Linked DNA regions of Homo sapiens: region 1 is linked to region 2. A link is a loop called in an ENCODE intact Hi-C map of the cell type or tissue named here. Cell type or tissue: Caco-2. All regions are shown on one strand.

Region 1 (8,000 bases), 57 kb before region 2:
CAAAAATTTGCCGGGCATATTGGTAGGCGCCTGTAATCCTAGTTACTCGGGAGGCTGAGGCAGGGAGAATTGCTTGAACCTGGGAGGCGGAGGTTGCAGTGAGCTGAGATTGCACCATTGCACTCCATCCAGCCTGGGTAACAAGAGCGGGACTCTGTCTCAAAAAATAATAATAATAATAATTATCATGATCATCATCATAATTTCTACTATAGCATTACAGTTTCTAAACTCCCTTCCCTCTATACCACGTGTAACTTGAGAGATCTTCTTTCCGTATGGGGTGGGATTAATAGAAACATATGGGATTGTAGGGATGGAATGCTCATTCTAAGCTTTATAAGAAATAGGCAGTGAGGCTAAAAAATGTAAACTCATTTTAAGGAGCAGGACAATCAGCCAGCCACTTGATCTCTCTGGCTCACAATCTCCAAATTTGTATAACTAGGATTAGAGGATGTTCTCTAAGGCCGCTTGTGGTTCTAAACGCTGTCATTATTTTAGATTCAGCATAGAATAAAGAGGAGGCTGTTTTTATGGGAAAACTGTACCTGAGAGGCTTGGTTTAGACTGAGTACCTGACAAAGAAAGTCCATAAAGTGGTAGGATAATGGACCAGAGATAAATCTACAAGGCTTAGAAGTGGGGAGGAAGCCGGTTAACTCCAACAGACCAAAATCCTGGGAGAGAAGAAACCAGACAGAGACAAGTTCAGCCTCTCTAGGACATGGCCCAAAACATAGCAAGGACTTCAGGGTCTTGGGGACAGTAGTTTTCACATAGGACACAAGAGGGGATTTGGACTCTAAGGCAGGAGGGCCTTTTTCAGTAGGCCCCCCAAAGAGCTTGAAGGAGGAGCTCAGACTTGGACCAAGTGCAGAATTAGATTTTCAGTGAAGGAAGAGTTATGTGAAGATTGGGTCTAAGGAAGGAGATGGCTAGAAAGAAAATGAACCAGGAAATGTCCAGAAGAGAGGGCTGATGGTAGCACGAAGCTAAATTTATCAGTATGACATGAGTATCTCCAGCTTACTCGGGAAAGACTGAAGTTGTATCCTCCAATATTTTCACAGTTAAGTTCTGATCTTTTAAACCTGGCTGAGGAGGAAGATTATGGGAGAATACATTTCACAAAAGTACAGAGCTGAAGGGCAAAGTTTCGAAAGCCCAACTCCCATCCATCCATTCTCCAGAAATGTGGTGTCAAAAGGAGACACAAGGTAAATGGATTTGGGGAAAGCCTTCTGCCACTTATTGCTTTGTCTAGAAGCACTTAAGAAAGAATGCCACATGCTGGGTGCCGTGGCTAATGCCTGTAATCCCGACACTTTGGGAGGCTGAGACAGGTGAATCACTTGAGTCCAGGAGTTCAAGACCAGCCTGAGTAACATGGCAAAACCCCATATCTACAAAAATTACAAAATTAGCTGGGCATGGTGGTGCATGGGAGGAACGCATGAGCCTGGTAGGTTGAGGCTGCTGTGAGCCGTGATCACGCCATGCACTCCAGCCTGGGTGACAGAGTGCAACTCTGTCAGGAAGAAAGAAAGAGAGAAAGAAAGGAAGGAAGGAAGGAAGAAGGAAGGAAGGAAGAGAGAGAGAAAGGAAGGAAGGAAAAAGGAAGGAAGGAAAGAAAGAAAAAGAAAGAGAAAGAAAGAAAGAAAGAGAAAGAAAGAGAAAGGAAGGAAGGAAGGAAGGAAGAAATCCATATGAGCTCAGAGGGTAAGAGAAAGACAGGTTTATGAGTAGTCCTAGCATGGAAAAACTACACTGAGAAATGGTTAGTTAGAAGAGCAGTTAACATATTTTTGCTTAGGGCATAGCTGAGACTGCAAATGGTCCACTATGATGGTGGTTGGACCTTGGGTTGAAGAACAGCCTGTCTGGAGCAGATGCTGCCCCCAGGCTGGGCTCAGCATGAGAAGCATTCCCAAAATAAGCAGGATGCTTTGGAAAAACTGAGTGGAAGAGAACTGTCTCATTGCTGTTGCCCAAGAACAGAGGAGCATTTAGGAAACGTCAAAGAAAAATTGAACATGGGCCAGGTGCAGTGGCTCATGCTTATAATCCCAGCTACTTGGGAGGCTGAGGTGGGAGAACAGCTTGAGCCCAGGAGTTTGAGGCTGCGGTGAGCCAAGATCACACACTGCAATCCAGCCTGGTAGATGGAGTGAGACCCTGTCTCAGAAAACATGGCTGAAAGATACTGTTTGAAGTTGACCCTTCAGGATTTGGCAAAATTACCTAGGGGGTGTGTGTGTGTGTGTGTGTGTGTGTGTGTGTGTGTGTGGCGGGGGGAGTGGGTGGCAGGGGGTGATGCAAGTGGTAATGATTTGAAGTTGACTAGGCAGCAGTGCTGAGGGGCACCAACATCCTAAAATTATTTCCATTTGACTCAATTCAATAAATATTTCCTGTCAGCCCACTGAATGCTCACTATGCTGGACTGCCAAAAATACAAAAGACCTCAAAGACATTATAGTCTAGTCGCGGTAATACGATATTCACATTAATAATGATAATGCAGAGATTCTAGAATGACATAAAAGCATTACAACAGAGGTTTATAAAGGTATAAAATTGGGAAAAAATAAGACCAGAAAAAGCTTCCTAAATGACACACCAATGACATGATGTGTTACCATTGAATGACATACCATTAAACAAGGCCATTATTTAAATGGAGAGATGGAAGGCAATGGCACAAACAGAGAGGGTGACATGAAGAAAAGGACCTATGGCAGGATTACAGGCATGGTAATTTTTCTGAAGGGTTCCTTTCAGGGAAGGCAGCAATGGGAGTTGACGGTGGGGTAACACAGGTAATACTGAGGGGATCTCCAACAGGGAGATTTTGACATCCAACCTGCCATGTTGAGATGTCTATACTGAATAATTCAATAAGTTGTTGACACTCACTGAAGCTTTTGGAATTGAGAAAACGTTTTTCTTAGAGCTATGTCTTAAGAAGCAAAATATGTTAAGAGTGTTAGAATGGTTTGAAGAGGGAGACTCGGGCCAGAGAGACCACTTGGAGTGGGTCCGACAATAGTCTGCTTGACAGGTGTGATGGGCCAGAGTTAAGAACAGTAATGATGAAAACAGGAAGGGTAGAACTTGCTAGAAAACTCTCACAGACAAAACGTATGGAATGTGCTGGCTGGATCCTGGGGTACCAGAAGTGGGGAAGTTGGCTGACTTGAAGGATGGCCATACCACAGAGACTGTGAGTGGAAAGCTGGGTGTGTGGGGAGTAGGGAGATGTCAGCAGGCACTCGTGGAAGCTTCGAGAAGAGATATCCAAAAAACAAGGAGATGTGGCAGAAGGCCTGGGAGCTCACTACAGGGAAGTGAATGGTCAGTACTGAGGTGGTGGTGAGAAACTGCAGATGTAAATGAGATCACAAAGGGGGAAAGAACTGCAAGAGCCACGAAGTAAACTGAGGCAAGAACTGAGGAGGATGTTTCCTGAAAACATTTCTCGAATTCTGAATTTCACTGAGAATAGTAGCTCCAAAATTCCACCGATAGCTAAGTCTCATTTCAATAGTCAGTAAGCAAGAAGATGAAAAGAACAGAGCTCTTCATTTACATTCAACTTTCTCAGTGAGGGATTATAAAATCCATTTATCATTGGCAAAGTGATCACCTTTTCATTATCTTGAGGTTTCGGCTGAGAGTTCGAGGGCAAAGTCAAAACTCCATGATAAATTTTGCTGGCTTCCGTCTTTGATAATTCTCTTGCTAGCACTTTTAACCCTATCTGCCTTTCTCAGTAACAACTTCCAGAAAAGATCGATTCTATACATTGCATTGTGGACAGGAGACAGAGGACTGGATTAGAAGTAAGAAGAGATCAATTTGTGCCCTGGCTCTGGCAATTATTAGCTGTTCAATACATCCAAGAAATATGTACAGTAGCTATACATCTTACACAGAGGTGAGGTTGCAGAGTCAATGAGTAAAGGGAAAAAGGCCTAAAAGTTAATATTCCTCTAGAGATATCCCTTAGGAATGCACCACATTCCAACATGGTCAGTCTTCCCTTTCATCTTTTTTCTTTTTCTTTGAGATAGCATCTTGCTCTGTTGCCAGGGCTGGAATGCAGTGGCGCCATCCTAGCTCATTGCAGCCTTCATCTCTGGGGCTCAAGTGACCCTCCCACCTCAGCCTCCCAAGTAGCTGGTACCACAGACATGTGCCACCATGCCCAGCTGATTTTTGTATATTTTGTAGAGATGAGTCACTGTGTTGCCCAGGCTGGTCTCCAACTCCTGGGGCCAAGTGATCTTTCCACCTTAGCCTCCTGAGTAGCTGGGAATACAGGTGTGTGTCACCAGACTTGGCCAATTTCATTTTATTATTTTTTTGTTGAGATGTGGTCTCACTATGTTGCCCAGGCTTATCTTGAACTCTTGGGCTCAAGTGATCCTCCTGCCTTGGCCTCCCAAAGTGCTGGGATTATAGGCATAAGTCTAGCCTTCTCTTTAATCTTGGTCCAGATGGTTGTTTCTTCTAATGAGCACTAGATGAAGAAGTTCGTTTGAGCAGACGAGCTATGTTATGAGATAGACATATACAGTCCTTTAACATTAGTGAGCCTTGGGAAGCAAACTCCATCAAGAGAATGAGCAGACTCCTTGGCTTACTCTGGACCCCACTCATTGGGTAAAATGAAGGGCAGAGTAGCATGGCCAACACCATTTAAACCCATATAAAACGTGTGCGTGCACAAGCGTACATGTGTGCATGCATTTAATTAAGTCTGTGTAGGTTAAACAAATATAAGTTGGGACTCCATCATCTTGAGTACTGCTCATGTGCCCGAGGTATGCTAAGTGTAAACAGAAATAGGCCCGTGCAGCTGCTGCCCTTGAAGCCTATTCTAAAAGGTCACTAGGAATATACAACACAGCACTGCAAAACTGATATGGTTGGGCGCAGTGGCTCATGCCTATAATCCCAACGCTTTGGGAGGCCAAGGCAGGAGGATCACTTGAGGCCAGGAGTTCAAGATCAGCTTAGGCAACACAGTGAAATTCTATCTCTATAAAGATTTTAAAAATTAGCTGGGCATGGTGGCACCTAAAGTCCCAACTACTCGGGAGGCAGAGGCAGGAGAACTGCCTGAGCCTAGGAGGTCAAGGCTTCAGTGAGCCATGATGGTATCACTGCACTCCAGCCTGGGTCACAGAGCCAGGCCTTGTCTCCTAAAAATTTTTTTAAAGATTAAAAATAAAAAGACCAATAATAGTACAACGTTGTACGGGAGTCCAGATGAGTGAGAATCAGGAAAAGAATTTTACAGAGTGTGACTCTAAGCTGAATTAAAAAAAAAAAAAAGCACACATCAATCAGATGCAGGATAGGGAGGAAGAGCATCCGGGAGCCTCCCGGGAGAGGGACTGCATGCGTCAGGGCAGGAAGGCTGGGAGTGGCAGAACAGGGATCCGCAAGTTATCTGGGGAAGGGCGCAGCTAGAGAAGTCACTGGAAAGGCCAAGGGGGCCAGATCTCGAGGAGCTCTCTGTGTTTGGTGAAGGTGCTGGGATGCTATCCATACACCGTAGGGGAAGGGAATCCATACACAGCTTCTAAGGAGGAGAGGGATGTGATCGCATGATCATGGGTGCATGTTACAAAGGCCATCCTGTCACTGTGGAGGATGGATTAAAGCACGGAACAGGGAAACTAGTTAGGAAGAAATTATACAACTTTAAGAGAAAGAAGAAGGGTAGACGACGGCGCCAGAAGTGGAACGTGTCACGGGGGAGCGATACTATCTTGGCCGGTGGTGTGGGGGGAAAAGAATTTACCAGGAAGAATTTACCAAGACTGTTGTAGGTAGAGAAAGGTAGATTTCTTCAAGAAAGTAGGAAGATACATTGCGAAAAGGCAACGGGCAGGCCAGCAGAAGCTGACTGCAAAGAAACAAAGCCTTGCTGGAGATTTTATAGGGTAGTGTTCATGCTGAAGAGAGCTTTGTGCAGTACTGACAATGCCAAGGTTGCGGGGAGCTAATCTGCAGGTGTCTGGTGATAGCTGGTCGTGGGAAAATCGTGAATTATTGGCTCAGGAGGTTGTGTCCTGGACCATGAAGAAAGGCGGACTTGCAGCTTATCTGCTTTCCCTCTGCTTTCCCTTGATCCCACCAGCTTGACTCCTTTTCCCTAATTAGGACTCCACAGAAAACAGGCCTGTGGCAAGATCCATTTTGCTGAGTGTTTATTCTGTGCCCAGCACTTGCCCACAAGCAGGGCACTGTCAGATCTGTTTTTCTCTGGCCTCCTGCAAGGGCCTGTGTGGTTCATGCACTGCCTGCCTCATGCTCAGTCCAGCTCTCATCCTCGTTCGCTCGGCTATGGCCACACGGGCTGCTTTTCTGGCTCTGCAGACACCAGGCTCACCCACGACCTTTGCGATCCCTATTCCCTCTGCCTGGGACCTCTTTCACAAGTGCGTGGCTGGCTCACTCTCATTTTGGGAGGCAGTTCATGTGCTACCATTGCCAAGAAGCCTTCCTGTCCCATTTCATCTACAGTAGGTTGCTCCCTGTGTATTTCCCTCATAGCATTTCTCATCAACTCTAATGATCTGGCTTCTCTCTCTCTACTATTTATTGGCTGTCTCTTCCTTCTAAAATGTATCCTCCATGAGGTAGGGGCCTTATGTGTCTCATTCACTACTATTTCTCAGTACCCAGCAAAGTGTCTGGTTGCTCCATAAATATTTATTAAATGAATATCCATCTTATAGATGAAAATACAATAACAATAACTCATTTAGACCTTACATATTTGATATCTATTATTATTGTCCCATTTTACAGATGAAGTCACTGAGACACAAAAGTCAGGTACTTTGTCCGAGGTCACACAACTTCTAAGTGACAGAGCCGGGATTCACATTCAGGCCATCTGGCTGCAGGGTCCAGGCTTCTGCCATCTGTGCCATATTGCAATGCTAAGACCAAGGTTGACAGATGTCGGGGGATACATGGCTGGTGATGGAGGAGCCAGGAGTCCAACCTGGTTCTCTCTGACTCTGGAGCCTGAGCCCTTGACTTCTACACTCCAGGAAGAGCCAGATCAGCAGGGATGAGGGTAGGGAGAGCTAAGGGAGACCAGCCCGCAGGTCTGAGCTAACAGAGAATGGTGTCAAATTCAGAGACTTGCAAAGGGGAGAGTCTGAGTTTAGTTCAGAGCATGTAGAATTTGAGGGGCCCGCCACACACATTCTCTACTCTGCTTCCTGCTTTTGGAACAGGGCACATTACTCAGCCCCTCTGGTCCCGTCTTCATATTTGCAAAATGTGGATTTAAGTACCCACTGGATGGGATTCTTGTGGAGATTCAACTGAGATACTCTAAACCCATAGGCACATGTTCAGTAAACATTAATTGCCTTCATCTTTCCTGCACCTCTGCTCACATGAAAAAGCCAAAATCTCCAGGAAAATGGGCTGAATATCAGGATGAAAGAGAAAGTTTTTGAGTGGGTCTAATTATATAACCATTCCGCAAGCTGAATAAGACTTAGAATTAGCTAAGTTTCATCTTCAGAATATTCGCAGTAATTGCAATCATTCAATGAAGAATTCATTAAACTGGGTTCAATTTAAAATAAGCGGATAACATGTGCTACCTCCTTCCCTTGGATGTTTCTTTTTATTTTGATTTCTTGTTAAGCATATGCAATATTTGTCTTTGGACAAGTCATATATATATATATATATATATATATATATATTTTTTTTTTTTTTTTTTTTTTCTTTTTTCTTTTTTTGAGATGGAGTCTCACTCTGTCACCCAGGCTGGAACATAGTGGTACAATCTCGGCTCACTGCAAGCTCCGCCTCCTGGGTTCAAGCGATTCTCCTGCCTCAGCCTCCCAAGTAGCTGGGATTACAGGGTCCTGCCACCACGCCAGGCTAATTTTTGTATTTTTAGTAGAGAAGGCATTTCACCATGTTGGCCAGGGTGGTCTCGAACTCTTGACCTC
Region 2 (8,000 bases):
TTTAGACTTTATGTAGATTGGAAATCAAGTTCCACATACCTGGAATCCTACTGAGTGTCACCCAGAAATGCTCATCAGGAGAGTCAGTATCTTTTGACCACTCAAGTAAATCAATGGCCCTTAGGTTTTGAAGAACAAAATTAGCAAATTCCCTTGTAAGGGCCACATAGGCAGAGCCAAAGTAAATTGTCAGATGGTGGGGAGGAGGCATTTTTCTCATGCAAGTCCACAGCATGAAGGAAAACAAGCTATCTCTGCTCCAAGTGCATGTATTTGGTCCTTCTGATAATATGAGGAGGAGGCGGCACCCCGGGGGTGATATTTTTCCTTTTCCGTAACCTCAGATACTGAACGTATTTCCCTGTTGGTTTTCAGGGGAATTCTTGCCCACAGGTGTTGATGACGTACTTCCAGGGAACCTCAGAGGCCACAAGGTCTTTCAGGCAGTGCAGGTCAGCCTGGAGCCTGGAGATCCCTGTGTAGAACAGAGACTCCCTCTCAGAAGCCACAGAGACGTTTGTGAAGCAGCTCAGTAGCTTTCTTACAGCGTCTTTGAAAGTGACTGGGGCCTTCTGATCCACATGAACACAGTAGATGTTTTGGGGAGTGTAGATGGCCCTCAAGAGTCTTTCAAATGTATCAGTCTTTGCGGATGACCATGACATAGGCCAAAGGGAACTCGGCTTCGTCTTTGGACACAGGTTCCATTATGCAGTGATTTCGGATCAAGTATCGCTGGCAGGTTATTATTTCTCAATGGCGTCACTGGTATATTTTCATCCAAGAACATTTTCTTGCCTGTCACAATCATGCCACACACTTCTGCAAGGACTGAAGAGTTTGAGATCTTCCCCCATGGAAGATATTTTTGCGGGACCTAATAGTTACTATACAGGAATAAAAGAGTTATGGACGTGGCCATAAGCCCTAGGACCAACCCAAATGCCTCTACCTTTATTTTTCCTATGGTCTTTTCTGGATTCATCATTCACCTGATTTTATGCCATTGCTGAAGTCAGTCTGCAGGTCCCTGCCCAGACTTGAGAAATGTGCTCTAGCAACTTATTTGCAGCAAGAAGTGCAATATGACCATTTACTTAAAAGAAGGAGGATCAACCACAAGTCGGTAGCTCTTCTATTTAAAAAATCAGGTGACTCTTTGAACATGAGCCAGTGGGGCCAGCTGACCACTTCACAAAAGCCAGGCACAGTTGGGCACCTCTGTCTAGGTCAACCACAAATTAAGACCCTAGCAAATCGGCCACAGCTGCCAGCTCAGGGTGTTTTTCCCATGTGGAGTACAGGTGGAATGTGTGTTCATTTGGCACCTCTTTTTCCCATGCAGAGCCACCATCACCATCACTGATGTCACCTTTGAATGCAAGGGACACTATATTTCTTCAACTTCAGGCAATCACAGTTGTCCTGAAGTAGGTCACCATTTACGTGGACAGCACCCAGAACTCCTCGATAGTGGGGTCTCTTTACTTAAAAATAAAGATCAAGAATTTATAGTATTTCAGGATTGAAAGGAATCTTGCAGATTATTCTCACCAATTGATTCAGTTACAAATAAAGAACACTGACAATGACCCATAACGACTATTCTATCACATTTTGTCTCCATTTTCTCACTGATGGCCTGAGAGGTAAGCATTGACATTATATCCACTTTGCACATGAAGAAATTACGCCCAAAGATATGCTAGCTTGCCTGATATCCAGTAATGAGTTAATGGCAGCCTGGGGTTTTCAAACCTAACTCTTCTTCTTCTTATCTTAGAGTTGGGGTCTGGGTCTGTGCCCAGGCTGGAGTGCAATCACTGCCACATCAACTTCCTGGACTCAACCCATCCTCCTGCCTCAGTCTCCTGAGTAGCTGGGACTACAGGTGCCAGCCACATTGCTTGCCTAATTAAACATAAGATTTTGTTTCTTTTTTTTTGAGACAGAGTTTCACTCTTGTTGCTCAGGCTGAAGTGCAATGGTGCGATCTCAGCTCACTGCAACCTCTGCTTCCCAGGTTCAAGCAATTCTCCTGCCTCAGCCTCCCAAGTAGCTGGGATTACATGCACCCACCACCACGCCCAGATAATTTTTGTATTTTTAGTAGAGAAGTGGTTTCACCATGTTGGCCAGGCTGGTCTTGAACTCCTGACCTCAGGTGATCCACCCGCCTAGGCCTCCCAAAGTGCTGGGATTACAGGAGTGAGCCACCTCACCCAGCCTTAAAAAAATTTTTTTTGGGGCCGGGCGAGGTGGCTCATGCCTGTAATCCCAGCACTTTGGGAGGCCGAGGCAGGCAGATCACCTGAGATTGGGAGTTCGATACCAGCCTGACCAACATGGAGAAACACCATCTCTACCAAAAATACAAAATTAGCTGGGCATGATGGCACATGCCTGTAATCCCAGCTACTAGGGAGGCTGAGGCAGGAGAATCGCTTGAACTCGGGAGGTGGAAGTTGCAGTGAGCCAAGATCACACCATTGCACTCCAGCCTGGGCAACAAGAGTGAAACTCCGTCTCAAAAAAAATAAAATAAAATAAAAAAATAAAAATCGTTTTTTTGTAGAGACGGGGTATCACTATGTTGCCCAGGCTGGTCTTGAACCCCTGGGCTCAAGGGACCCTCCTTCCTTGACCCCCCAAAGGGATTATAGGCATGAGCCACTGTGCCTAGCCTCAAGCTTATCTCTTCTCACTGCATAGGCCATCTACCTGGAATATTCTCTCCCCCTGCCTTGTCTTGAGTTCCTACTCATCTTTCAGGTCCCTATGTGACACTGCTTCCCTGGTGACCCTTCCTTGCTCTTCCAAGTCTGGGTTAGAAGCCCTTCACCTGCCCTAATAAAACCTTGTACTCCTACAATTGCTTGTTTGTTTGCTCTACCACTAGTCCATGGAGGACTATTTATTTTTAAAACAAAAAGTTAATATTTTATTTTTAAATGTATGATTTACAGGTGGTAATTATACGTATTTATGGGATGCAGCATGATGTTCCAATACATGTATACATTGTGTAATGATCAAATCATGGTAATTAGCATATCCATCACCTTAGACATTTATTGTTTGTTATCAGAACATTCAAAAACTGCTCTTCCAGGTATTTTGAAATATACAATGCATTATTATTAACTGTAATCCTCCTCCTATGCAGTAGAACTCCAGAGCTTATTCTTCCTCTCTATCTATAGCTTGGCACCTGTTGATCCATCTCTCATCACCCCCCTGCTCCTTTCCCTTCCCATTCTCTGGTAACCACTGTTCTATTCTCTACTTCTATGTGGATTCCACATGAGTGAGATCATGCAATATTTGTCTCTCTGTGCCTGGCTTATTTCACTCAACATAATGTCCCATGGAGAACTATTTCGGTCTGCTGGTCACTGCACTTTCAACACCTTGCTTATGGTAGGCACTCACCGAATTAAGTTTAGCCACCCTTCTTTCCTCTATACCAGAGATCAGCAAAACCACAGCTGGGGGGGTCCAGTCTGGCTCGCTGCATGTTTTTAGACAATCTCTCAGCTAGAATGGTTTTATATTTTAAAATGGTTGGGAGAAAATCCAAAGAAGAAAAATGTTTTGTGACACATGAAAATTATATGAAATTCAAATTTCGGTGTCCATAAATACAATTTTATTGGAACACAGCCGTCCTCATTTGTTTACACAGGGCCTATGGCTGCTTTCACGTTACAATGGCAGGGCTAAGTTGTTGCCACATCTGACCACCGAAGCTTAAAATGTTTTCCATCTGGCCTTTACCAGAGAAGGTTTGCTGACCCTCTCCTCTGTATCTACGGATGTCCCTTGTATACCACTGTGCTTGCACTACATCAAGACAGCGATTGTGGACTTGATACCATTTTACAACTTTTTGCTTTATTTTCAAGATTTCCTCGTGAATGCCAGAATGACACGATATTTGGTAGCAAAGCATGAGCTTCAAAGAGAGGTTTGCGTGGGTCTAGATCCTGGCTTTGCTAGTTCCTAGTTGTGTGACGTTGGGCAAATCACTTTTCCTATCTGTCTTAATTTCTTTGTCAGTAAAATAAAGATAATACCAGTAGGGCTGTTTTGTGAGTTGATGTGTTAATAAGTAGAATGCACTCTGAGCAGTATTCACGCATAGTGAACACTCTGAAATGCTAGCTATTCTCACTGCACACGATCGCTTCTAGGGGCTACCTGTACCGCCAGTGAACTGGAAACTCACCCCACTGCACTTTGCCTGACACCGAGTGGCCCAAGCTTTGGCGAGAGGCAGTGCTGCCACACAGTGGCTCTATATGGGGTGGCTTGGCACACTCTTCCTTTTTTTTTTTTAGGTGATTGCAAATCTATGGATGAGACCAAGGGAGAATTTTCACGCCATCATAGCATTTTATTCCTCACCTGACTGGGAGCAGCTCGAAGGGAAGGACATGTCTCCAAAGACATGAGGAGTATTCAACGTGGCATTCGAGGCGCAAGGAAAAACCTGCCTATCCCAAGATCTCAGCCCCATCAGCCAGCCAAGGGATCCACAATGACCCTTATGAAGTTTCATAAGGAAGCTAATTGCTTAAATGAGATTTGAGTCAAGAAGGATGACCTAGCAATAACCTCTATATATCTCATTATGCCGTAAGTAACCAATAGAGGTTCTAGAAAATGCCATCCAATAGAGGTTCTGGAAAAATGGGACAAGAGACAGGTTAGATTAGATGGAAGAAAAGGCCTTCCATCTAAGCAAGGCCTGGCATGTGGAATGCTAGTGGGGGCCCTCTGGACTGTGCTGGCAGGGCAGGTAAAGCAGCCAGGAGAGAATGTGAAAGTGGAAAGATGCCCCGGGGTGACGTGCCATCACTTAGATTTTATTTATTTATTTAGAGACGAAGTCTCCCTCTGTCACCCAGGCTGGAGTGCAGTGGCGCGATCTTGGCTCACTGCAACTTCTGCCTCCCAGGCTCAAGCGATTTTCTTGCCTCAGCCTCCCAAGTAGCTGGGACTACAGGTGTGTGCCACCATGCATAGCTAATTTTTGCACTTTTAGTAGAGACAGGGTTTCACCATGTTGGCCAGGCTGGTCTCGAACTTCTGACCTCAGGAGATCTGCCCAACTCAGCCTCCCAAAATGATGGGATTACAGGCGTGAGCCACTGCACCCAACCAGGTTATTTTCAGAATTAGAGATGAATCTTAAAAATCAAAATTTCCCCAGTGTCCCAGACACATTCAAAGCAAAATTACATAGAGGTTCGGCATCCCTAGTCTGAAAATCTGAGATCTGAAATGCTCCAAAATCCAAAACTTTTTGAGAGTTAATGTGGCACCATCAGTGGAAAATTCCACACCTGACTTCATGTGATGGGTCTCAGTCGAACAGCAGCCAAAACTTTGCTTCTTGGACACAATTATTTAAAATAGTGTATAAAATTATCTCCAGGCTATGTGCATAAGGTGTATATGAAATATAAATGAATTTCATGTTCAGACTTGGGTCCCATCCCCAAGACATCTCATTATGTATATGCAAATTTTCCAACCTAGAAAAAACTTGAAATTCAGAACACTTCTGGTCCCAAGCGTTTTGGATATGGGATACTCAACCTGTAGTTTCATTTTAATTATTTTGATGTAACTTAACTGAGCATCAAATTTTAAATTTTTTTTTTTTAATTAGAAAACTTAAATGGCTACATAAGAGGACAGTCCAGTGACAGACATGGAAAGAGGCTTAGAGGTCATCTCATTCATCACACCATTTTACAGAGGAAAGCAAAATGCCATCCAGAGAAGGAAAGTCACAAAGCCATCTAACCCCAGACCTGGGAGTAGCAGCTGATCACAGCGGGTCGGACACAAGAAGCTGCTTCCAAAAATCTTTCCTTCCATTTGTCCTACAGAGAAGACATCAGAAAACAAAATTTTATAAGCATGTCTCTAGCTCTAACTCACTATTCAACTAAAGGACAAATTAAATAGGGAATGAGATAACCTTAACTTCATGAGATTTGTTCTTATATGCAGTTTTCTACCCTGAGAAACCAATCTATGCTAAAGATAATATTTGTGCTTTTCAATGAGGCTGGTAAAATATTTGCACTTTGAAGCTCAGAGCGATAACATTTATTCATTCGGGTGAAACTTATCAGGATTAGGTAAATATAATCGAAGCAAAACAAAAATGATTTGGGAAACTTTGTGACCAAAACCAACAGGCGTATTCAGTACTCCTTTGAAGGTCACCTAATTCTAATAACATTTATATTTATAAATGTCCTCTAAGTCTTTTATCTTCTGCAAATAAATTATTTCTCACAATTACAGGTTAGTCCAATACATCAGCCTATTTTCAGAGTCCAGAGTTCTAACCATTACACGATGGAACCAGCCTATTTTCAAGCACATACTCAGTGTCTCCAGGATGAGGACACATTGTGGGGCTTTTCACAACTTCTCTCTCCCATCACCTGCCCCTCTCCTTCCATATTTAATATATTGTTGCATTTCTGTCAAATTAGCTGGAAGAGTAGTGTTTAATCAGGTGTACACACTGCCACAGTAACCTGGAAACTTCAAATTCTACCCCTAATCACTAATGTTGAAGACTTGCTAAAACAGGTTTTTTTGTTTGTTTGTTTTGCTTTTTGAGACGGAGTCTAGCTCTGTTGCCCAGGCTGGAGTGCTGTGGTGCAATTATCAGCTCACTGCAACCTCTGCCTCCTGGGTTCAAACAATTCTCCTGCCTCAGCCTCCCGAGTAGTTGGGATTACAGACATGTGCCACGATGCCCAGCTAATTGCTTGTATTTTTAGTAGAGATGGGGTTTCATCATGTTGGCCAGGCTGGTCTCAAACTCCTGACCTCAAGTGATCCTCCTGCCTCGGCCTCCCAAAGCGCTGGGATTACAGGCATGAGCCACCGCGCCCACCTAAAGTTTTAAAAATTGTGTAAATAACACCTACCATAAAATTTACCATCTGAACCACCTTTGAGTGTGCAATATAGTGTTAACTATATTGCATATTGTTGTATGACAGATGTCTAGAACTTTCTCACCTTTGCAAAGTTGAAACTTCATACCCATCAAAGAACAACTCTCCATTTCCTCTCCCCCCAACTCCTGGCAACCACATTCTGCTTTTTGTTTTCATGAGTTTGATTACTTTAAATACCCCATGTTCGTGAAATCATGCAATATTTTTCTTTTTGTGACTGGCTAATTTCACTTAGCATAATGTTTGCTAATCATCTTTGACATGCACTGGTCTACCCAACAAACATGAGCTGAGGGCCTAGTGCTGGCTAACATTGCCAGGAATAGCTGTCATACTAGAAAAATCTACTTGTAAAATGGTAAAAATAGCAGTATGGATTTGTAGAGGGTTTTCACACATACTATGTCATCATCATTTAAAGCAGGGTTGCTCACCCTTGGCACTATCAATATTTTAGACCAGATAATTGTCTGTGGTGGGGCCTGTCCTGTTCATTGTTGCACGTTTAGCAGCATACGTGGCGTCTACCCACTAGATGCTAGTAGCATCCTCCCCCTCCCACTGTGACAACCAAAAACGTCTCCACGCACTGCTAAATGTCCCCTGTGGGGCAACCTTGGACGAATAAGCTACCTTCCAAAAGAAGTAAAATGCAGCTAACAAAACTTTATGAGGTTTGTATAATGACTTGTAATAGCAGGGCATGATGACATGCACCTGTAGTACCAGCTACTGGGGAGGCTGAGGCGGGAGAATTACTGGAGCCCAGGAGTTCAAGGCTGCAGTGCATTGTGATCCAGCCTGTGAATAGCCACTGTACTCCAGCCTGGGCAACATAGCAAGATCTGCTCTCTAAAGAGCAAAACAAACAAAAACAGTGTATGATGCTACCTGGCACATAACAGGCACTTAATAATAAGAGCTGTTATTATTTAATAACATCATATAAAATATATGAAATTGAGTAGCTGGATATTGAGTATAACCCATTAATGGGACGTTGAA

The links. A loop is a pair of places that touch in the nucleus more often than their neighbours do. Peaks named below come from ENCODE experiments on the same cell type or tissue, not always from the same donor. Only the 100,000 strongest peaks of a DNase experiment are listed, where the experiment ranks them.
Region 1: it touches region 2 in a loop (3-fold over the local background); 15 of 110 quality-filtered maps call a loop at or near these places.

Annotation. Positions count from the first base shown.
Region 1 is chr6:10,563,526-10,571,525 of GRCh38, reverse strand. All of the region lies in intron 3 of GCNT2 (glucosaminyl (N-acetyl) transferase 2 (I blood group)), which reads right to left. Among named protein-coding and RNA genes, the nearest start is that of GCNT2, 46 kb to the right of the region's middle. RefSeq lists an enhancer at 6,245-6,806. In Caco-2, no CTCF peak of the experiment used is centred here; DNase peaks (open chromatin) are centred at 3,690 and 4,125.
Region 2 is chr6:10,506,981-10,514,980 of GRCh38, reverse strand. LOC101928146 (a long non-coding RNA gene) reads left to right here. Exons shown (of 3, transcript XR_001743961.2): 2 at 4,341-4,638; 3 at 5,678-6,321. It also overlaps the pseudogene LOC100422564. Among named protein-coding and RNA genes, the nearest start is that of GCNT2, 10 kb to the left of the region's middle. In Caco-2, CTCF peaks have their summits at 4,108 and 4,307; a DNase peak (open chromatin) is centred at 4,260.